3 separate regions of the Homo sapiens genome follow, and all the other regions are linked to region 1. A link is an interaction called in ENCODE POLR2A ChIA-PET data of the cell type or tissue named here. Cell type or tissue: GM12878. All regions are shown on one strand.

Evidence for each region. ChIA-PET counts read pairs that join two places held together with the same protein. Peaks named below come from ENCODE experiments on the same cell type or tissue, not always from the same donor. Only the 100,000 strongest peaks of a DNase experiment are listed, where the experiment ranks them.
Region 2: POLR2A ChIA-PET joins it to region 1 with 7 read pairs; 6 of 35 experiments call an interaction of 5 or more read pairs at or near these places.
Region 3: POLR2A ChIA-PET joins it to region 1 with 7 read pairs; 2 of 35 experiments call an interaction of 5 or more read pairs at or near these places.

Annotation. Positions count from the first base shown.
Region 1 is chr19:7,329,890-7,337,889 of GRCh38, reverse strand. No RefSeq gene overlaps it. Among named protein-coding and RNA genes, the nearest start is that of ARHGEF18, 15 kb to the left of the region's middle. RefSeq lists enhancers at 120-229, 3,984-4,083. In GM12878, a CTCF peak has its summit at 292; DNase peaks (open chromatin) are centred at 39, 3,989 and 4,487; H3K4me3 peaks cover 258 bases; H3K27ac peaks cover 3,935 bases.
Region 2 is chr19:7,405,354-7,413,353 of GRCh38, reverse strand. All of the region lies in intron 10 of ARHGEF18 (Rho/Rac guanine nucleotide exchange factor 18), which reads right to left. Among named protein-coding and RNA genes, the nearest start is that of ARHGEF18-AS1, 14 kb to the right of the region's middle. RefSeq lists a silencer at 3,205-3,344. In GM12878, no CTCF peak of the experiment used is centred here; a DNase peak (open chromatin) is centred at 3,193; H3K4me3 peaks cover 339 bases; H3K27ac peaks cover 1,913 bases.
Region 3 is chr19:6,947,581-6,955,580 of GRCh38, reverse strand. It overlaps the pseudogene ADGRE4P. Among named protein-coding and RNA genes, the nearest start is that of ADGRE1, 64 kb to the right of the region's middle. In GM12878, no CTCF peak of the experiment used is centred here; a DNase peak (open chromatin) is centred at 7,670.

The DNA of each region.
Region 1 (8,000 bases):
CCCAAGAACTGAACATTCTCGTAATGAGATGTCCACAGAAGCACAGTGCCATTACTTTACATACTTCCAATGGCAAGATGTGTCCTGGCGTGGCTTCTGGCACTGGTTATGAATCATAAAAGAGGGGTCACCCCTCTCTGAGCACTTTCTATGTAGTTTATTTAATCTCATGCAATCTTCACAACCATCCAAGGAGGAAGGCCCTGTTGGCTTTATTGGCCCCGTTCTGTAGATGAGGAAGCTGAGGCTCAGTGAGGCAAGGCTCTGTGACACACTGTCCCCCAGAGGCTGCAGCATGCAGAACCCCTTAGAACATCTGCTTTGTTAACGGCATGTTGAGAGACACAGCCTCTGGGAACCTGTGTTAGGCACGTTGGCCGAGGGGCCGGGCACCCGTATTGCTAACCCTGCCTGTCTCTGCCAGTGACCTGAACTCACACAGATGGTGCAGTGGACAACCTCTGCTCACCACTTGCACCTGCAGAAGACTCATCAGGGCACACAGGGCCATGCCACAGCAGTTCCCTTCCCACACTGCATTATTCAGTAAGCACAAAGCAATATGGCAGGTGTGATAGTTGGAGCCCAGGTGAGCAGCCCCTGAGCCCCAGACTTGGAAGTCCAGGGAGGCTTCCTCAGGAAGCAGTGCCCAGCACATACCTGAAGGATGTGAAGGACCTGGGACAAGCACAGGGCCACAGGTGATTGCACTCATCCACAGCAAGGAGAACCAAAGGGGAAAGTGGCTATAATGGGGGAAGCTAGAGACAGAGGCCATTGTGTCTGGGTCCAATGGCATAGCTTTAGCTTTTATCCCTAAGGCAATGGGGAGACATGGGAAGTTTTATGCGGAGGGGAGGCAAAGTCTGCTCTTTGTTTCAGAAAGCTCCCTTTAACTGGGCATGGAAGGAATGGTTAGAGGGTATAATCCTGGAAGCTGGCAAGGTGGCAATGCTGTCATTCAGGAAGACAGGACAGTGGCCCAGCCATAGGAGGGAGAAAAGTGGGTGACTCGGGGGGGAATTCGAGAGGCAAAATGAGCTGGACTTTGTGTAGATATGGGTGGATGGGGAGCGAGAATGCCACCCAGCTCTCAGCCTGACTCCCCAGCGGACAGGGTCTGGGACAGGCTCCAGGGTCAGCACTTTTGACTGACAGCCTCAAGTCTATGGGTGTAGTGTCCCTGTCCACTTCCCTCCATTCATCTATTTGCATTTCCTGAGCCTGGAACTTTCCAGCTGCTCCTCTGGTTGCCCTGGAAGGGGGAGGGCTGGGAAGGAGGTCTCCCATCCCAGCAGCTGGCCCGCAAGGCAGAGGCTGCCCCCGGCTGACGCTCTTCCTTTTCCTCCAGGTAGCACTGTGCCAGGGCATCTGGGAACCCCAGAGGAAGGGCAGGGTGTCCAGCGGGTGGGCAAGGGGTCATGGCTATGGGCTCCTCTCTTCCCATGAGCTCATGGGCTCAGCACCCTGCCAGGTGTCAGCAGGAGAGGGCTCAGGAATCCTAGGTGGACGGTGGGGGCTGAGAACCTGTGTTTGTCATCTGGACAGGTGTGTGGATGTCACCCTGGAGGCACATCTGGCTCTTTATCCTTTAGTCTGCTCAAACAGTACTCCCTCAAGGGACTTCACCTCTCTCTATCTCTCTGCTCCCCTCCATACCTCCCCCATTTTGTTTTCTGAGTCGTCTTTATTTTATTTATACGTTTATTTTTGAGACAGCGTCTCACTCTGTCACCCAGGCTGGAGCGCAGTGGCACCATCTCAGCTCACGGCCACCTCCGCCTCCAGGGTTCAAGTGATTCTCCCGCCTCAAACTCCTGGGTAGCTAGGACTGTAGGCTTGCACCACTGTGCCCGGCTAATTTTTTTTTTTTTTTTTTTTTTTTTTTTTTAGTAGAAACAGGGTTTCACCATGTTGGCCAGGCTAGTCTCACACTCCTGGCCTCAAGAGATCTGCCCGCCTCAGCCTCCCACAGTGCTGGGATTACAGGCATGAGCCGCCTTGGGTCCGGCCTAGTTGTATAATAATTTCATTATGTATTACAATGTGGTAATAATATAACAACAGTGCATCATAGTGCACAGTAAATGTAATGTTCTTGAATCATCCTGGAACCGCCACCTTCCAACTGTCTTCCATGAAACTGGTCCCTGGTGCCAAAAAGGTTGAGGATCTCTGGCTTTAACACCATCCCCTTTGTGCTATTCTTGTGACAGTGTGACAATAAGTTCTCGTGAGACTCTGTCATTTAAAAGTGTGTGACACCTCTCCCCTCCCCTCACTCTCTCTTGCTCCTGTTCCTGCCATGTAAGACGTGCCTGCTCCTTCTTCACCTTCTGCCATGATTGTAAGTTCCCTGAGGTCGCCCCAGAAGCCAGCACCCTGCTTCCTGTACAGCCTGCAGAACCGTGAGCCAGTTAAACCTCTTTTCTTTATAAATTACCCAGTCTCAGGTATTTCTTTATAGCAATATGAGAATGGACGAATACATCATCCATCCATCCATCCATCCATCCATCCATCTACCTACGACTCTAACTATCTATATATCTATCTACGTAGTATGTATCTATTTTTTTTTTTGAGACAGGGTCTTGCGCTGTCTTGCCCAGGCTGAGTGCAGTGGTGCCATCATAGCCTAGTGTAGCCTCAACCTTTCAAGCTTAAGTTATCCTCCCACCTCAGCCTCTCAAGTAGCTGAGACCACAGATGCATACCACCACACACAGCTAATTTTTTATTTTTTTGTAGGGACAGGTTCTCACTATGTTGCCCAGACTGGTCTCAAACTCCTGGACTCAAGGGATTCTCCCACCTTTGCCTCCCAAAGGATTACAGGCCTGAGCCACTGTGCCTGGCTCTGTCTGTCTGTCTGTCTATCTATCTATCTATCTATCTATCTATCTATCTATCTATCTATCTATCTATCTATCTATCATCATCATCATCTATGCATCCATCTATCTATAATTCTATCTATCTATCTCCCTCTCTCTGCCTCTCTCCCTCCCCAACACTCCTTTCCTATCTCCCAGGCTGTCATTCATACAACACAGGTTCTACCAGTCAAACCAATTCATAAAATCACAAAACCAACCCAGATTCAAGGGCTGAGAGGTAGATTCCACTTCCTAACAAAATCAGACAAAATTGCAGTCATATTTTCAGGTCAACCAGAATAGCCCTTCCCCAACCTCACAGCCCGGGACTTGGGTCTTGTGATGCTTCCCACAGTGGGGAGTTCAGTTTAAATGCCTTCGCTCCACCATTCAGGGGTTTCTACCCCTAGCAGGCACAAACATCCATTAAAATATAAATGGCCTCAGTTTCTTTCTTTCTTTCTTTTTCTTTTTTTGAGACAAGGTCTCATTCTGTTGCCCAGGCTGGAGTGCAGTAGCATGATCTCAGCTCACTGCAGCCTCTGCCTCCCAGCCTCAAGCGATCCTCCCACCTCAGCCTCCCTAGTGGCTGGGATTACAGGTGCGCACCACCACGCCTGGCTAATTTTTGTATTTTTAGTAGAGACGGGGTTTCACCATGTTGATCAGGCTGGTCTTGAACTCCTGACCTCAAGTGATCCACCTGCCTCGGCCTCCCAAAGTGCTGGGGTTACAGTGGTGAACTACCATGACTGGCCCTTCAGTTTCTTAAGAACCCTGCCTTGAGCAGCAGTCATTGCAGTGTGCATAAAATATATAGTTAATACATACAAATATTTTGGATAAAAATGACTTTTGAGCACTTTCTTTTTTTTTAGTTTTTCCCTTCTCCAATGTGACTATTGTGTTTAAAAAAAAAAAAAAGCAGTCAGCTGTCATCTGACAGAGGTTTCTTAGGAGAATGGGAGGGGTGCTGAATCCCCAGCCCTCTTCCTGGAAGGTAGGTGGGGGTGACCCCAGGGCTGTGTTTGAGGACGTGAGAAAGAATGACTCGCTGACCGGTTAGGACCTTCCCAAGCTTTCCTGAGCCAGACCTGGGAGAGGTTCCCACGGCAGACGATTCACATCCGAAGGCTAGGGGACTTCCCAAAGCTTAGCCCCAGAGGGCAGCTACGGAGGCGCCCACCTCTTAGAATGAAGTTGTAACAATTGTTGCATTTAGTCAGTGTGGGCTGAGTGCCAGGCCCAGGACTAAGAAGTTATGAACACTGCTTTATATCTTCCTCCCAACAAATCGAACACACAGGCTGCCTTTTCGTCCTTCAGACAGACCTCTCTCCAGCCTCCGGGACTTTGCACATGCTGTTCTCTCTGCTCAGCGTTCTCTCTTCCAGGTCCCCTCTGCTTCCGGGATCTTCACGGATGGCCCCTTCTCATTCTCTAGACTTGAAGTCACAAGTCACCTCAGGCAGGCCTCCCTCCACATGCCCCCCACCCCTCTACTTTCTTTATTCTACTCTCATGACACTTCTTGACTTTATTCATTGTTACTGGGATTTATTCATTGTTCTCTCTCTGCAGCTGGAACGGAAACTTGTACAATCAGGAACCTGTCCAGTTTATTTCCAGCCACGTTCCATGCTCCTCTACTTACCACTCATGTGGGAAAGTTGCTTAACATCTGTGCCTCCTTTGTCTGATGTATTCACTGGGTATGATGATATTTTTTTTTTTTTAAACAGAGTCTGGCTCTTGTTGCCCAGGCTGAAGTGCAATGGCGTGATCTCAGCTCACTATAACCTCCACCTCCCAGGTTCAAGTGATTCTCCTGCCCCAGCCTCCTGAGTAGCTGGGATTATAGGCATGAGCCACCATGCCTGGCTAATTTCTTTCTTTTTTTTCTTTTTTTTTGAGAGGGAGTCTCGCTCTGTCGCCCAGGCTGGAGTGCAGTGGGGCGATCTCAGCTCACTGCAAGCTCTGCCTCCCGGGTTCATGCCATTCGCCTCAGCCTCCCGAGTAGCTGGAATTACAGGCATATGCCACCACGCCTAGCTAAATTTTTGTATTTTTAGTAGAGACAGGGTTTCACCATGTTGGCCAGGCTGGTCTTGAACTCCTGACCTCAAGTGATCTGCCCTTCTTGGCCTCCCAAAGTGCTGGGATTATAGGCGTGAGCCACTGCACCCAGCCTTTTTTTTTTTTTGAGACAGAGTCTCGCTCTGTTGCCCAGGCTGGAGTGCAGTGGCTCGACCTTGGCTCACTGCAAACTCCACTCCCTGGGTTTAAGCGATTCTTGTGCCTCAGCCTCTCAAGTAGCTGGGATTACAGGCATGTACCACCCTGCCTGGCTATTTTTTTGTATTTTTTCACCATGTTGGCCAGGCTGGTCTTGAACTCCTGGACTCAAGTGATCCACCCACCTTGGCCTCCCAAAGAGCTGGGATTACAGGTGTGAGTCACTGCGCCTGGCCAATGATAATCATTCCTACTTCAGAGCAAACCCATGTAAAGTACTTAGAAAACAGTGTCTGGTGTGTGTGCACTCAAATGATATTCACTATTATTTATTATTAAGTGCACACCTAAAAAAACCTTCATGGAAGGAAGAAATGGAAGTTAACTGCCCCACTCTGGGCATATAACTCCATTAGTTCAAGTATTTATTCGTTCAACCATCTTTGTTGAGAATCTACCATGCACTGTGATTTCCCTCTCTGATGATTCTGCTTCCTCTCCCTTCCTTTCATAGGTGTTGGCCTCTAATAAATATCTTGCACCTAAAACTCTTTTTCTGTGTCTGCTTCCAAAGAATCCCACCTGAGACATGGAACAAACACTGACCCTCCCAGGACAATAAAGGGGAAAGGCACAAACGGAATGTAAATCTCCTTTTTCCCACCTCCCTCCTGTCCTATGATCTACTGTGGCCCCCCAGACACATGCACCTGTTCACCAGCAGGGTTTCTCATGGTTTTTATATTAATCCCTCAATGCCTTGCTTCCCTCTCTCTCCTGTGTTCGTTTTGTAGGGAGTAAGCTAGCAGCCCACACTAGTGTGTCATCTTATCACAAACTGGATCATTATGAACTTAATGACAGAACATAATAACAGCAACAAGAATGATAATTATAATAATGATGTTGGTGGTGGTGATGGTGATAATGGTGATGGTGATGATATTGATGATTATGATAGTGATGATGGTGATGATGAAGTTAATGATGGTGATGATGATAGTAATCCACAGTGATGATAATGATTATGATAATGGCAGTGGTAATAATGATGGTGATTATGATGGTGATGGTGATATTGATGATGATTATAATGGTGGTGATGATGATGGTGATAATGACGATGGTGTTGATGGTGATGATGCTGGTGATAATGGTGATGGAGATGATGACGGTGATAGTAATGATGATGGCGGTGATGACAATGATGATGATATTGACTGTGGCGATGGTGATAATGGCAGTGGAGATGATAATGGTGATATGATGATGGTGGTGATGATGATAATGAAGATGATGATGGTGATCATAGTGATGATGGTGGTGATGATGGTGGTGATCATGATGGTGATGACAATGATGGTGATATTGATGTTGATGATTATAATGATGGAAATGGTGATGGTGACGGTAATGGTGATGGTGGTGATGACAGTGGTGATGATGATGGTGATGATGATGATGGAGATGGCAATGGTGATGGTGATGATGGTGATGACAATGATGGTGATATTGATGTTGGTGATGTTGGTGATTATAGTGGTGGAGATGGTGATGGTGACAGTAATGATGGTGGTGATGATTATGATGGTAGGTAGGAGTAGCAACAATAATGCAATAATTATGTCCAGGCACATGATTCAATATTTCATCCATTGCTATCATTCCTCCAACAACACAATGAGGAAACAGAGACTCTGAGAGATGAAACATGATTCCTAGTCACAGTCACAGAGCTGAAAAGTGGAAGAGCCAAGATTTGAATCTCAAGGTAGTCAGTCTAAAGTGCATGCTTTTTCTGTCTCAGGCTTGTGGAGTTTGGAAATGAGGAAACAAGAAATGGCTGGTTCGAGTGATTCTCGTGCCTCAGCCTCCCAAGTAGCTGGAATTACAGGCACGAGCCATCACGCCTGGCTAATTTTTGTGTTTTTAGTAGAGATTGGGTTTCACCATGTTGGCTAGGCTGGTCTCGAACTCCTGACCTCAAGTCATCCACCTGCCTCGGCCTCCCAAAGTGCTGGGATTACAGGTGTGAACCACTGCTCCCAGCTTGCTTTCTAAGATTTCTTATATATAAAGTGTCCTTTGGCAAATATGTTTCAAATATTCTTTTCTTGTTTTTCTCTTCTAACATTTTGAACGTGGTTTCTGGCCCCTAGAAGCTTAAAAATTCTATCTAATCAAATTAATCAGCCTATTCCTTTGTGATTTATACCGTTGGTAAGTATTCTTTTAGCAGCGTGTTTTTGGAAATTTTCTACACTTAACTTTTTTTTTTTATCCATATAGTATTTATTTGGTTGTATGGGTTGACATGAAGGTCAAAGTTATTTTCTTCCAAATGTTTACTCAGTTGTCCAAGACCCATTTATTGAATAAGTAGCTATTTGCATTCTGATTTAAAGTTGTTCATTTATAAATACAAATAGTTATCCATATTAGGGTCTGCTTAAGGATTTTCTGTTCTTTTCTTTTTAATCTCTCTCTCTTCTTGTCTGTATCATAGTGATAGCTTCAAAATATTCTTCCCAACCAGGAATATTTATTTGTTTAGTTTCTTAGATTCCTTAAAATTTTGTGATTTCATTCATATAAGTCTTATACAATTATTATCAATTCTATTCCTAGTTTATACATATTTTGGGCTGCTATTATAAAATAGTTCATTTCCCCATTATATTTTCTGATTATGGGTAGTCTATCAGAAAGCTATTAATATTTAAGTATTTTGTACCTTGTTGTCTTTCTAAATTCCTGTTAACTTGAATAGTTTTTCAGCTAGGTTTTCTAGGGCAAATAGGTTAATTATCGGTAAATAAAAATTATCTGAGGCCCTTTTCTCTTAGTACTACTATTTCTTTTTGTGTGTGTGTGCTATACCATGCT
Region 2 (8,000 bases), 75 kb before region 1:
CTCCAGCCTGGGCAACAGAGCAAGACTCTGTCTCAAAAAAAAAAGAAAAAAAAAAAAAAGCTTTTTGTTTTTTGTGTTTTTTTTGGTAGAGACAGGGTCTTGCCGTGTTGCCCAGGCTGGTTTTGAACTCCTGGGCTCAATCGATCCTCCTGCCTTGGCCTCCCACAGTGTTGGGATTGCAGGCATGAGCCACCATACCCAGCCCATAACTATCTTAATATCTCTGCGTGCTTCTGATCCTGCCCCCAAAAATATGGTGTGGGACGTGGTTAGATGCTTTCTATTTCCATGTGTTTGATCCTGATTCGCTGGCTGAAATGCCAAAGGTCACGGGAAACTGTGACTTGCTTTCCAGTTCTTGCAAGATCCTATAGTGTCAGATGCAACTAGTAAGGGGACTCCTCCAACTCAACAATAAAAAACAAATACTCCCATTCACAAATGGGCAAAGGATGTAAACAGACACGTCTCCAAAGAAGAGATACAAACGACCAGTCAGCACATGAAAAGACGCTCAACATCAGTAGTCACCAGGGAAACGCAAAGCAAAACCGCCCACTTCACACCCACTAAGATGGGATAATTTATTTTATTTACTTTTTTTTTTTTTTTGAGACAGAGTCTTGCTCTGTCACCCAGGCTCCAGTGCAGTGGCTCGATCTCAGTTCACTGCAACCTCCGCCTCCTGGGTTCAAGTGATTCTCCTGCCTCAGCCTCCTGAGTAGCTGGGATTACAGGCGCCTGCCACCACGCCCGGCTACTTTATGTATTTTTAGTAAAGACGGGGTTTTGCCATGTTGGCCAGGCTGGTCTGGAACTCCTGACCTCAGGTGATCCGCCCACCTTCGTCTCCCAAAGTGCTGGGATTACAGGCTGAGCCACCGTTCCTGGCCTAAAATGGTATAATTTAAAAAACCGAAAATTAAGTGTCTCGGTGAGAAGGCGGAGAAACCAGGACCCTCATACACTGCTGGTAGGAAGGTAAAATGGGGCAGCTGCTATGGAAGACAGCTTGGTGGTTCCTAAAAACCCTAGCATAGGCCGGGCGCGGTGGCTCACGCCTCTAATCCCAGCACTTTGGGAGGCCGAGGAGGCCGGAATACGAAGTCAGGAGTTCGAGACCAGCCTGACCAACACTAAAAATACAAAAATTAGCCGGGTGTGGTGGCGCGCCCCTGTAATCCCAGCTACTTGGGAGGCTGAGGCAGGAGAATTGCTTGAACCCGGGAGGCAGAGGTTGCAGTGAGCCAAGATCACGCCACTGCACTGCAGCCTGCGTGACAGAGCGAGACTCCATCTCAAAAAAAAAAAAGAAAAACCAAACAAAAAAACACAAAACATGGAAATAAGTGTGCATGTATAGATGAATGGATAAACAAAACGTGACATACACGCACACTGTAATATTATTCAGCCTTAAGAAGGAAGTTCTGACACACAGATGGACCTTGAGGACACTATGCTCAGTGAAATAAGCCAGTCACAAAAGAATACATCGTATGTGACTCCACTTCTAGGAGGTCCCTAGAGTTGTCAGATTCATAGAGACAGGAAGTAGAATGGTGGGTGCCAAGGGCTGGGGAGGGGGATGGAGAGTGAGTGTTTTATGAGGACAGAGTTGCAGCTTGGGAAGAGGAGAAAGTTCTAGAGATGGATGGTGGTGATGGTAGCATCAGCAATGTGTATGTGTTTAATGCCACCAACCTGTGCACTTAAAAAATGATTTTTTTAAAAAAAGATGCCACTTGGCTGGGCACGGTGGCTGACACCTGTCATCCCAGCACTTTGGGAGGCCGAGGTGGGCAGACCACTTGAGGTCAGGAGTTCAAGACCAGCCTGGCCAACATGGTGAAAGCCTGTGTCTACTAAAAATACAAAACTTAGCTGGACATGGTGGTGTGCACCTGTAATCCCATCTACTTGGGAGGCTGAGGCAGGAGAACTGCTTGAACCTGGGAGGTGGAGGTTGCAGTGAGCTGAGATCACACCACTGCCCTCCAGCCTGGGCAACAGGGCAAGACTCTGTCAAGAAAAGAAATAGAAAAGAAAAGGGAAGGGGAGGGGAGGGAAAGGGAAAGGGGAAGGGGAAGGGGAAGGGGAAGAGGTAGGGGAAAGGAACAGGAAGAAAAGAAGGAAAGAGAGAAGCTTGGTGTGCAACTTCATTTTTAACATATCTGACAAAAGAAAGTGCCTAAGGCCAGGTCTCAGGTGGAGAGGCCCTGCGCTGCCCAGGCTTGTTCTGAGATCCTCTGCTTCCTTTTGTGCAAATTTCACACTATTTTCTGGTATCAGGATGGAGGGACCTTCAATATCACCTATAGATATTGCAGATGCTGAAAAAGCATCTGCCTTGTGAGTATTTCTCTTGACACTGGGTACAGGCCAGATGCTGAAGTATAAGAGGTCCCAGCAAAACTATTCCACCCCCTGAGGCCTTCTTAGGAAGGGCAGTGCGTGGCATTTTTTAAACAATTATGTTAGTTCTATTGACTGGGCAGAAATCAAAATGACAAGGGTGAAAAACCTTTTTTTTTTTTTTTTTTTGAGATGGAGTCTCACGCTGCTGCCCAGGCTGGAGTGCAATAGCACAATCTCAGATCACTGCAACCTCTGCTTCTCAGGTTCAAGCGATTCTCGTGCCTCAGCCTCCCAAGTAAATGGGATTATAGGTGCATGCCACCACACCCAGCTAATTTTTTTATTTTTAGTAGAGATGGGGTTTTACCGTGTTGGCCAGGCTGGTCTCGAACTCCTGACCTCAGATGATCTGCCAGCCTCAGCCTCCCAAAGTGCTGGGATTTACAGGCGCGAACCACCATGCCCAGCCCCTGAAAAACATTTTGATGAAAAGAAGACTGATTCTGAAAACATTAATTCAGGTCTAGTTACATAGCTGAAATCTTCCAGAAAGCTGGAAGATTTATATACATATGTGTGTGTGTATGTATGTGTGTGTGTATATATATATATATTTCAAGCCAACAATTTTAATGTGGGAAATAAACAGCAAATAAATGTCAGCAGAGGTGACTCTAAGACGGACAGAGGAAACCAAACACCTGAGAGAGGCCGGGGGTTTCTCTTTCAGCAGATCAAAAGCAATCAGTCACAGGCGGAAGGCAGGGCAGCAAAACAGGTGTGCAGAATGCCAGAAAAAACCCTGTTTGCCTTCAATGGGCGGGGAAAGTATTCAAGGGCACTGCATTTCTGGAAAAAGGGAACTGCAATGATGTCAGGGCTGGTGAACCTTAGAAAAACCCTTCACAGGCCGGGCATGATGGCTCACGCCTGTAATCCCAGCACTTTGGGAGGCCAAGGCGGGTGGATCACGAGGTCAGGAGTTCAAGACCAACCTGGCCAACATGGTAAAACCCCATCTCTGCTAAAAAAAAAAAAAAAAAATACAAAAAAAATTAGCCGGGTGTGGTGGCAGGCACCTGTAATCCCAGCTACTTGGGAGGCTGAGGCAGGAGAATCGCTTGAACTTGGAGGGCGGAGGTTGCAGTAAGTAAGCTGAGGTTGCACCACTGCACTCCAGCCTAGGCGACAGAGTGAGACTCCATCTCAATAAAAAAAAAAAAAAAAGAAAGAAAGAAAGAAAAACCCCTCACAGGCCAGGCGCGATGGCTCACGCCTGTAATCCCAACACTCTGGGAGGCCGAGGTGGGCCTTGGCTCAAGTGTGAGTTCAGGTGTTTGAGACCAGCCTGGCCAACATGGTGAAACCCCGTGTTTACTAAAAAATACAAAAATACAAAAATTAGCTGGAGGTGGTGGCAGGCGCCTGTAATCCCAGCTACTTGGGAGGCTGAGGCAGGAGAATAGCTTGAACTCAGGAGGTGGAGGTTACAGTGAGCCGAGATTGTACCACTGCACTCCAGCTTGGGTGATAGAGTGGCCTCCAACTCAAAAAAAAAAAAAAAAGACTCTTCATTAGTTTCCAATCTAATCCAAACTCTCACAGAGGCCAACCTTTCCATAGCATGGACTGGGACTGCCATTAAGTCTTTTTTTTTTTTTTTTTTTTAAGAAACAGGGTCGGCCGGACGCGGTGGATCACAAGGTCAGGAGATCAAGACCATCCCGGCTGACATGGTGAAACCCAGTCTCTACTAAAAATACAAAAAATTAGCCGGGCGAGGTGGTGGGCGCCTGTAGTCCCAGCTTCTTGGGAGGCTGAGGTAGGAGAATGGCATGAACCCAGGAGGCGGAGCTTGCAGTGAGCCGAGAACACGCCACTGCACTCCAGCCTGGGCGACAGAGCGAGACTCCAACTCAAAAAAAAAAAAAAAAAAAAGAAACAGGGTCTTGCTCTTGCCCAGGCTGGAATGCAGTGGTGCAATCACGGCTCACTGCAGTCTCGAACTCCTGGACTCAAGCGATCTTCCTGCCTCAGCCTCCCAAGTAGCTGGGACTATAGGTGCACACTACCTACCTGTAGTCACCACGCGTGTGTAAGTTTATATATTTCTTTTTGTAGAGATGGGGTCTCACTATGTTGCCCAAGCTGGTCTTGAACTCTTGGGTTCAAGTGATCCTCCCGCCTTAGCCTCCCAAAGTGTGAGATTACAGGCGTGAGCCACTGCACTCAGCCGGTCTTGTTGTTTTCATCTGGGGGGACTCAAACTCTATGTTGAACACCCCCAGGCTTGCAAATACCACAACAGATCATTACTCCCTTAGAAAACACACTGCAGGATAAAGAGGGGCCCCTCAGGGAGCTGCTGCTCATGGATGGGCCCAGATTGTGAAGAGGTCAACCTGGGACACAGCTGCTAAGCTCATGAGACAGGTGAGGGCCTCCTGTTCCCTAACCCGCATCCCTCGCCAAATTTAGTCAGACCATTGTGGCCCTAGAAACAGAACTGTAAAAATGATGCGTCTACTGTAGGGGCTGGTGAACCCCTACTGTCTGTGGGCTGGCCACCTGTTTTTGTAAATAAAATTTTATCAGAACACGGCCACGCCCACTTGTTTCTCTGTTGTCTGTGGCTTCTTTTGAGTTGAGTGGCTGTGACAGAGGCTATGTGGGCTGCAAAGCCTGAAATATTTATTATCTGGCTCTTTCTCTTTTTTTTGAAACAGGGTCTCACTTTATCATCCAGGCTGGAGGCAGTGGTGCGATTTCGGCTCACTGCAACTTCAACCTCCCGAGTTCAAGCAATTCTCCTGTCTCACCCCCCAAGTAGCTGGGATTATAGGCATAAGCCACAATGCCTGGATAATTTTTGTATTTTTAGTAGAGATGGGGTTTCACCACGTTACCCAGGCTGGTCTCCAACTCCTGGGATCAAGTGATCTGCCCACCTCTGCCTCCTGAAATGCTGAGATTACAGGCGTGAGCCACTGCACCCAGCCTACTACCTCTTTTTTTTTTTTTTTTTTTTTTTTTTGAGACGGAGTCTCGCTCTGTTGCCCAGGCTGGAGTGCAGTGGCGCGGTCTCGGCTCACTGCAAGCTCCGCCTCCTGGGTTCACGCCATTCTCCTGCCTCAGCCTCCCGAGTAGCTGGGACTCCAGGCGCGGCCACCACGCCCGGCTAGTTTTTTTGTATTTTCAGTAGAGACGGGGTTTCACCGTTTTAGTCAAGATGGTCTTAATCTCCTGACCTCGTGATCCGCCCGTCTCGGCCTCTACCTAGCTCTTAACAGAAAAAATTTGCTGGCCCCTGGCCTACTATATCTAATTGGTTTGTTCTGGAAGGGAGAGCCTATTTCCAAGAATTCAAATGCAACCAGCTGGGCTCATGCAGTCTGGGAACTCCCAATGCTCTATCCCTGATGTGCAGAAGGAACCGGAATAAAAGGAGTGGCAAAGTGGATTCGCTGTGCAAAGTCATTACTGAATTCCAGACGCTTGAAATTGCCCATGCTGGGAGCAAACAGGCCACAAACAAGTAGCAAAGAGGTTGGTTTCTTTTTTTTTTTTTTTGAGACTCAGTCTCACTCTGTCACCCAGGCTGGGGTACAGTGGCTCAATCTCGGCTCGCTTCAACCCCCACCTCTTGGGTTCCAGCGATTCTCCTGCCTCAGCCTCCTGAGTAGCTGGGATTACAGGTGCCCGCCACCACACCCGGCTAATTTTTGCATTTTTAGTAGAGACGGGGTTTTCACCATGTTGGCCAGGCTGGTCTCGAACTCCTGACCTCAGGTGATCCACCCACCTTGGCCTCCCAAAGTGCTGGGATTACCAGCGTGAGCCACCATGCCTGGCCAGTGGTTGGTTTCTGAGCATCTCAAGTTCCCTACCATCCTGAGTATGATGGCTATAACCTTTTTTTTTTTTTTTTTTTGAGACGGAGTCTTGCCTTGTCGCCCAGGCTGGAGTGCAGTGGCACGATCTCCGCTCACTGCAAGCTCTGCTTCCCGGGTTCATGCCATTCTCCTGCCTCAGCCTCCCAAGTAGCTGGGACTACAGGCGCCCGCCACCACGCCCGGCTAATTTTTGTTTTTTTTTGTTTTTTTTTAGTAGAGACGGGGTTTCACTGTGTTAGCCAGGATGGTCTCAATCTCCTGACCTCATGATCCGCCCACCTCGGCCTCCCAAAGTGCTGGGATTACAGGCGTGAGCCACTGTGCCAGGTGGCTATAACTATTAATATAAGTCAGCAACCAGCTCCTACGCTAGGAAAATTCCAGAACCTTGCAAAGACCTTCATTAGCATTCCTTTTAGAACTGCAACAGTGTGAGCTTGAATATATTTTAACATATCCTGTGTCTCAAGGTCAGCTCGTAAGCTAGGTGCAGGGGAAGGCAGCTGGTACAGCTTTGTTTTTTGCCCTCTCTGAATCTATAACACTTTTGTGTTTGATGAAGGTGGTATCTGAATGCAGGGGAAGGAAAAGATTATATGGAGTATAGGCACACGGCCAGACATTTGACAGACTGTAATATCAGATTCCTACTCATACGTTTTGGCAAATTATATTCACAGAGAATTCAGATTTAGAAGCTTTTCAAAAAGAATCTGGAGGCCAGGTGTGGTGGCTCACGCTTGTAATCCCAGCACTTTGGGAGGCCGAGGTGGGTGGATCACCTGAGGTCAGGGGTTCGAGACCAGCCTGGCCAACATGGTGAAACCCTGTCTCTACTAAAAATACAAAAATTAGCCAAGCGTGGTGGCACGCGCCTGTAATCCCAGCTACCTGGGAGGCTGAGGCAGGAGAATCGCTTGAACCCAAGCGGATGGTGGAGGTTGCAGTGAGCCGAGATAGCGCCAACGCACTCCAGCCTAGGTGACAGAGCGAAACTCCGTCTCAATAACAACAACAACAAAAAGAATCTGGTGTTCTCCTGAAGACCTCCTCTTTCCTCTCTGCAATTAACTGGTTCTAAAGAGTGAGACCTTCTACATTTACTTCAACTTCAAAATACTGGAAAATCACTGTGTTGTAAAGAGCCTAAGAAATGAGTGCCAATAGCTTGTAAACTTGTTCTAGGCTGGGAATGGTGACTCCCACCTGGAATCCCGGTGTTTTGGGAGGCTGAAGCAGGATCCCTTGAGCCCAAGAGTTTAAGACCAGCCTGGGCAATATGGTGGAACCCCATCTCTACAAAACAGCATTACAAAAACCAACAATTAGCCAGGCGTGGTGGTGCATGCCTGTGGTCCCAGCTACTCAGGAGGCTGAGGCGGGAGGATTGCTTGAGCCTGGCAGGTAGAGGTTGCAGTGAGCTATGATCGCACCACTGCACTCCAGCCTGGGCAACAGAGCAAGACCCTGTTTCAAAAACAAAAACTAAAACAAAACAAATTTGTTGTTTACAAATCGCTAGAAATAGGAGGTTCCTGAAGTGGGCTGAACAGTGTCCCACCAAAATTCACGTCCACTAAGAACCCTGGAATATGGACTTCTTTGGAAAGAGAGCCTGGGGCAGAGGTCATTAGTTAAGGATCTCGGGATGAAATTTCGATTTAGGGTGGGCCCTAGAGCCTATGACTGGTGTCTGTGTAGAGAAAGGAGAGGGAGATTTAGAGACACAGATACAGAGGGGAAACACAC
Region 3 (8,000 bases), 380 kb after region 1:
CATCACCACCTTCATTACCTTTATCACACCTTCATCATCTTTACTATCATCACCATCACCATCATCACCATTACCATAACCTTCATTATCACCTTTATCATCATCACTGTCATCACCATCACCTTTATAATCATCACCTTCACCATCATCACCTTCATCATCTTCATCATCACCATCACCATCATCACCATCACCATCATCACTATCACCATCATCACCATTACCATCACCTTCATCATCACCTTCACATTACTTTCATCATCACTATCACCACCATCACCATGACCTTCATCATCACCTTCACTACCATCACCTTCATCAACATCACCATCATCACCCTCATCATGATCATTTTAATCATCACCGCTACTTTTACCATCGTCCGTTCCATTATCATCAACTTCATCATCATCACCTTCACCATCATCATCACTATCATCACCTTCATTGTCATCATCTTCATCATCACCCTCACCATCATCACCATTACCATCACCTTCACCATCATCAATTTCATTACCTTTATCATCATCTTCATCATTATCACCTTCATCACCATCATCACCATTACCATCACCTTCATCATCACCATCATCATCTTAATTACTTTCATTACCACCACCACTATCATCAACAGTCACCTTCATCACCATCATCATCATCATCTATTGAGTCCTATAGTGTCTGATATTTAATACACATCTTTTTTACAACTGAGAAGTTTGAGTTTAAATAAAATGAATCAACATGGGCATGGCCAAGATTATATGGAAAACTAGAGAGTAGGGCTTGGTGTCTTTATCTTTAGCCTCCCATTTTAGGATCCTTTCTCCCAAACCAAGCTCTGGATGTAACACGGACCTCTCCACTCAAATTTCCAGGTTCGAATGGAATATAAAAAGTGGTTTAGTGGGATGCGGAAAGGGGTAGAAACTGAAAGCACTGAGATGTCTCGCTCTACTACCCAAACCAAAACGGTAAGATCAGCTCCTTCTGAGTGCTTTATTGGAATCCGACATCTCATGCCTCTAGAAGCTTTCTGGTTCCTTGATCTGAAAGAAAAGAGAAATTGCATTAGGTTCCTGTATTATGCAGCTGAAGTTTCTGGGTTTTGAGACCAAAACCAGAACCCACCCACCCTTCCTTTCTTCCTTCCTTCCTTCCATCCTTCCTCCCTCCTTTCTTCCCTCCCTCCCTCCTTCCTTCCCTCCTTTCCTCCTTCCTTCCTTCCTTTTCTCCCTTTTTTCTTGCTCTCTCTCAGTCTCTTCCTCTCCCTCATTCCTGGTTTCCCTCTCCTTCCTTACGTTTTATTTCTTTCTCACTCTCTTTTACACCATCTATCTTTTTCTCTCCCTTCCTCCTCTCTCGTTTCTAACTCTCTGTTTCATTCTTTCTATCACTCCCTCCTTCTCTTCCTCTCTCTTTTCATTTCTTCCTTCAACAAACATCCAAGGGATATTTAACAAAAAAAGTTTAATTTATTAACAACACTCATTTAACACCTATTTATTGTCCGCTATGTGCCAGGCACTGTTTAGGTGCTGGAGAACCATCAGTGGACCCACTGACAGTAGTCCTTGACCTCACAGAGCTAACATTCTAGTTGGGTGAGGGAACTGACAACAGACCCCAAAAAGTGAATTTTATGGTATTAGAAAGTGATAAATGCTTTAGAAAAAATAGAGCAATGGAGAGCAGCCAGGAATGACAGGGTGGGAGGATTCCAGTTTTAAATAAGGTGACTACAAGAAGCTGGCACTTGACCAAAAATCTGAAGGCTGTGTATGATAAAAACGACCTCCGGTTTGTGAAATTACCTAGATTTGGAGGGCTAGGAAGAGACTCTTTTTGGTCAGAAACCACAGATTCCTAAGTGCTGTGACTCGTGAAACTGGGTTTGCCCCTTGCGGCAGCCTGAATGCTAAGACCATGGAGCTATTACAAAGATATGAGCTTTATTTGGGATAAAGAGCTTCTTAGCAAGGGTAGCACTTCTCATTGTGAAGATTAAATGATGTCAAATAAGTTAAGCGCTTAGAAGGCTGCCTGGCACCACAGGAAGCCCCTGTAAATGTTTGTGAAAAGATCAAATAAAATAACCATTATTAGATGGTGGAGTTTTTTTTGGAGGATGGGAAGTTGTAATGTCAGATATTGAGCTTTGGACCTAACAGAAATCCTAGCTTGTCATCTCTGGGCAAGTTAGAAGTTTTAGTTAATTTCTCTGTCACCTTTTCTCCTTATTATCTTCCCCGCAAGTAGGAAGAAGTGGGGAAGTCCTCAGAAATCTTTCATAAAGGAGGCACTGCATCATCATCTGCAGAGTCAACCAAGCAACCGCAGCCACAGGTTCATCTCGTCTCTGCTGCTTGGCTAAAGATGAACTGACCTGGCAAGTGCCATGGCAATGACCCGGAAGTTACCGCTCCTTTCCGTTTGTCTACAGCGCCCCTGTGGTCACACATAGATTGGACAAATGCCACTATTTCTAGCTTTCCTGTGAAAAGTCTAGGCTCATTCACCTATTTTGGCTTTTTATGTTCATAGAAAGAACAAGACATTTGGGAGAATTCTTAGATCCAGAGTCCAGTAGTGTGGCACGTGCAATGAAGTGTCGGAAGGATGCATTTTAAAGATGGCGGGCGGGAGAAGTGGATTTTCTTCTTGCAGCTACTGCCACCTTGCCAGAAACTCACTAACTGGCATCTGGATTCAGCTCATAGTTCCCTTTCTGGCCTCTCTGCTGTATTTTATGCTCCCAAAGATCTTACATTAACACTCCACATTCACATAATTCAACAATTTTCATATGGATCAGTATTAAAGAGGGTGTTGCATTTTGCAATACAAAAATGCATTATCAGGTGCTGGAGAGGATGTGGAGAAATAGGAACACTTTTACACTGTTGGTGGGACTGTAAACTAGTTCAACCATCGTGGAAGTCAGTGTGGCGATTCCTCAGGGATCTAGAACTAGAAATACCATTTGACACAGCTATCCCATTACTGGGTATATACCCAAAGGACTATAAATCATGCTGCTATAAAGACACATGCACACGTATGTTTATTGTGGCATTATTCACAATAGCAAAGACTTGGAACCAACCCAAATGTCCAACAATGATAGACTGGATTAAGAAAATGTGGCACATATACACCATGGAATACTATGCAGCCATAAAAAATGATGAGTTCATGTCCTTTGTAGGGACATGGATGAAATGGGAAATCATCATTCTCAGTAAACTATCGCAAGAACAAAAAACCAAACACCGCATATTCTCACTCATAGGTGGGAATTGAACAATGAGAACACATGGACACAGGAAGGGGAACATCACACTCTGGGGACTGTTGTGGGGTGGGGGGAGGAGGGAGGGATAGCACTGGGAGATATACCTAATGCTAGATGACGAGTTAGTGGGTGCAGCACACCAGCAAGGCACATGTATACATATGTAACTAACCTGCACATTGTGCACATGTACCCTAAAACTTAAAGTATAATAATAATAAATAAATAAATAAATAAAAAACCAAAAACAAAAATGCATTATCATCCTAGCTTAGGGGTGTATTGTCACTGCGCAGGCTCTTTTGTCCAAGACACTGACATTTTCCCCATTTTCTTTGCCTGAGACTTTTTTATTTATTTATTTATTTTTTTTTGAGACAGGGTTTTGCTCTGGTTGCCCAGGCTGGAATGCAGTGACATGATCTCTGCTCACCGCAACCTCTGCTTCCCAAGTTCAAGAGATTCTCCTGCCTTAGCCTCCTGAGTAGCTGGGATTACAGGCGCCTGCCACCACGCCCAGCTCATGTTGTGTATTTTTAGTAGAGACAGGGTTTCACCATGTTGGCCACGTTGGTCTTGAACTCCTCGTCTCAGGCAATCCACCCTCCTTGGCCTCCCAAAGTGCTAGGATGACAGGTGTGAGCGACCTAGCCCGGTCTGCCTGAGACTTTTGGAACCTACATGTACACATGGGTTAAAGATCATTTTGTTTTCTTAGTGTCCTCTTGAACATGTCCCAGTACAAATGTCTGGAAACAAAAAACGTGGGTCATTCGGACTCATTTTTTCGTTTTACCATGTCTAATTACTTTTACAAAGTTACTGGTTTTTAGGTATGTTTTCAGCATATTAATAAATGTGTGGATGATTGTTATGACAGAACAGCTCCAAAAAGATTTTAAATGCTAATGACTGTCAATGTTAAAATAGGCAAGAGTTATCATCATTTATTTGAAGAAATTTCAAACCAGGCGCGGTGGCTCATGCCTGTAATCTCAGCACCTTGGGGGGCTGAGGTAGGAGGATTGTTTGAGGCCAGGAGTTTGAGACGCCCTGGAAAACATAGTGAGACCCCATATCTACAAAAAATTTACAAAATTAGCTAAGCATAGTGGTGCATTGCTGTACTCCCCACTACACAGGAGGCTGAGGCGGTAGGATTGCTTGAGCCCCAGGAATTCGAGGCTATAGTGAGCTATGATTGCACCACTGCACTCCAGCCTGGGAGGCCGTGGTACTCTGTCTCAAAAAAAAAAAAAAAAAAAGAAAATCATGTGAGGTCTTCTTCTAGGGTTGCAGACAAAGGGTTGAGGACTTTTCTGCTTAATTAAAGCAAATGTCTCCTCCATAGATATAAACAGAGTAGTGTACATCCACTCCACCTGCTGGCTTTGAAGTTATGGGATTCCTTTGGAAAAGGGAAAATGAAGGGATATTCACATGGTTGCAAAATGTGTGCATGCAGCGCAACTTTTTGTTTTGCATAATTTCAAATGTACACGAATAAAGGCTTCGTAAAATGCAATATTCCTGGGCAGCTGAGAAACCCTTGTGCCGAATTCCTAGTCATGTTGCGATTGCTCTCTGGTCCATGGCAGTTGAAGAAAGACAGAATAAATAAGCCATGTATTCTAGGTGTTGCAGATTTGAATTCAGACTCCTCTATTGGCCATTTTTCCTCCCTTCCAACTTGAAGGCTGCTTTCTTCTTTTTTTCTTGTTCTTTTTTTTTTCTTTCTCTCTCTCTCTTTTTTTTTTTTTTTTTTTTTTTGATGGAGTTTTGCTCTTGTTGCCCAGGCTGGAATGCAATGGCACAATCTCAGCTCACTGCAACTTCCACCTCCCGGGTCCAAGTGATTCTCCTGCCTCAGCCTCCCGAGTAGCTGGGATTACAGGCATGCGCCACCACACCCAGCTAATTTTGTATTTTTAGTAAAGATGAGGTTTCTCCCTGTTGGCCAGGCTGGTCTCGAACTCCTGAGCTCAGGTGATCCGCCCGCCTCAGCCTCCCAAAGTGCTGTGATTACAGGCGTGAGCCACCACTCCCGGTCGGCTGCTTTCTTTCCTTCCTGCCTCTCTCATTCTTTTCCATTCTTTTTAAGAGCCAATCTGGCTTCTGCTTCCTTCAAAACCGATTTCTTATTCAGGCTTTCAAATAAATCCATCTTTTAAACTCAATTTATTCAGGTCTGTACAACATGACTTACCCTTCTACATGGTGTGCTGTTTCACAAATGATGTCACGTGTGTTTGTAAATCCTGCCTCCCTGAATTAGAAAATTCGTGAAGGCAAGAATGGCAGAGATGATACATTAAATATTCTCGGCCTCCACCTAATTATTATGTCTCAAACTCTGCGCTATTGATATTTTGGGCTGGATAATTTATTTATTTATTTATTTTCTTGCGACGGAGTCTCGCTTTGTTGCCCAGGCTGGAGTACAGTGGCGCAATCTTGGCTCACTGCAACCTCCGCCTCGCGGGTTCAAGCGATTCTCCTGCCTCAGCCTACTGAATAGCTGGGACTACAGGCGCATGCCACCACGCCCAGCTAATTTTTGTGTTTTTAGTAGAGACGGGGTTTCACCATGTTGACCAGGATGGTCTCGATCTCTTGACCTCGTGATCCACCTGCCTCGGCTTCCCAAAGTGCTAGGATTACAGGTGTGAGCCACTGCGCCGGCTGATAATTTCTTATTTGTAAGGGGTTGTTCTTTGTATTGTAAGGTGTTTAGAAGCAGCTTGGCCTTATTCAGTAGGTGCCAGTGACACTTCCCCACCAGTCATGACAATCAAAAATGCCTCCAGAGGGGGGGTGCAGTGCCTCACACCTGTGATGCTGGCACTTTGGGAGGCTGAGGTGGGCGGATCACTTGAGACCAGGAGTTCGAGTTCCAGCCTGGCCAACATGGTGAAACCCTGTATCTACTAAAAATACAAAACAAATCAGCTGGGTGCAGTGGCTCACGCCTATAATCCCAGCTATTCAGGAGGCTGAGGTGGGAGGATTGCTTGAACCCAGGAGGTGGAGGCTGCAGGGAGCCGAGATCGTGCCACTGCACTCCAGCCTGGGCTACAGAGAGAGACCCTGTCTTAAAAATATATATATATATATTTTTATTTGAAATATAAATATTTTTTATTTGAAAAAATATATTTTTAATTTGAAATATATATTTTTTATTTGAAATATATATTTTTTATTTCATATATATATAATGTATATATATAATGTATATATATTGTGTATATATATAATGTATATATATATAATGTGTATATATATATAATGTGCATATATATAATGTGTATATATATATATAATGTGTATATATATATAATGTATATATATATGCTTCCAGACATTGCCACCTGGGAACAAAAATGCTCCCAGTTGAAAACCATTGGTCTAGGGATTAGTTTATAGGTAAGGACAAAGTTGCAGTAATAAATGCAGATGTCTGAGGTGATTTAGGGCAAGAAAAATGAGAAAAACAATAGCTCTGAAACGTGCTATTGTGAATAGCACAAAACGTGAAAGTTTTCAGTTAGTGAGTCAGACCCAGTTCCAATATCCAGGGATTAAAATTGTATAATATTAACATAAGTTGGTAAAATGTTTCTATTCAATTACAAGGAACTAGGGGAATAACTGAATTCTATCTTATGTTAGCTTTGAACTTCCCTGGGATTGGGTGTCCTGCTGAGGCAGGAGAATTGCTTGAACCCGGAAGGCAGAGGTTGTGACGAGCCGAGATCACACCACTGCACTCCAGCCTGGGCAACAGAGCAAGACTCCATCTCAAAAACAAAAAAACAAGGGAACAAACAACAGATACCAGGTCCTTCTTGAGGGTGGAAGGTGAGAGGAGAGGATCAAAAAACTACCTATCAGGTAGTAAGCTTATTACCTGGATGATTAAAAAAAGTCTGTGCATGAAATCCCCATGACATGCAACTTACCTATATAACTAACCTGCACATGTAACCCTGAACCTAAAATAAACATTAAAAAAAGAAGTCTAAGTGAATGGCAGAAAAAAATTTTTTTTTTTTTTTTTTAGTAAGTGAAATGCTTACTGGAATGTCTAAGAAGTTTGCAATATCATTAGAAACAATACTCTTTTTTGAATGCAGTTCAAAATCTCATGACAGTGAACTTCAATCAAGTATCTAAGGGACTCATAGCTTTCTTTTTCATATTTGATGATCATGAGCAGAGTAGCTGGTACTGTTGCTGCCCGTTCCTAATTTCCTTTTCAGCCCCCATCCTCTTCTCCAGGAAACTGGTTTCAGCTGAACAGGAAGTGCTCCATCTGGAAGGTGACGCACTGCCCTACCATTGTCGGGGCAATGTAGCCAATAATTGACTGACACAGGCATAAACAAGGCTTGGGCCCTTGACTCAAAGTGAGACCAACTCTGAGGTATGACTCATGCTCCAGCGCTCCCCGGAGATCAGGCTGCAATCACTTCCAGCTGAGACCATAGCCTTACCCTCCAACTTCCCAACCCCATCCTGACTCCCTCACTTTTCTCCTCCAAGCACTCCCTCAGTAAATCATGGGCACCACAATCCTGGTCTCAGGCTCTGCTTTTAGAACACCTGACCTCAATCACTTATTGTCATTTTATAAATAGTAATATTAGTAATAGAATGAGCACAGGGTTATTGTTACTGGAAAATTAAACAAAAGAGATCT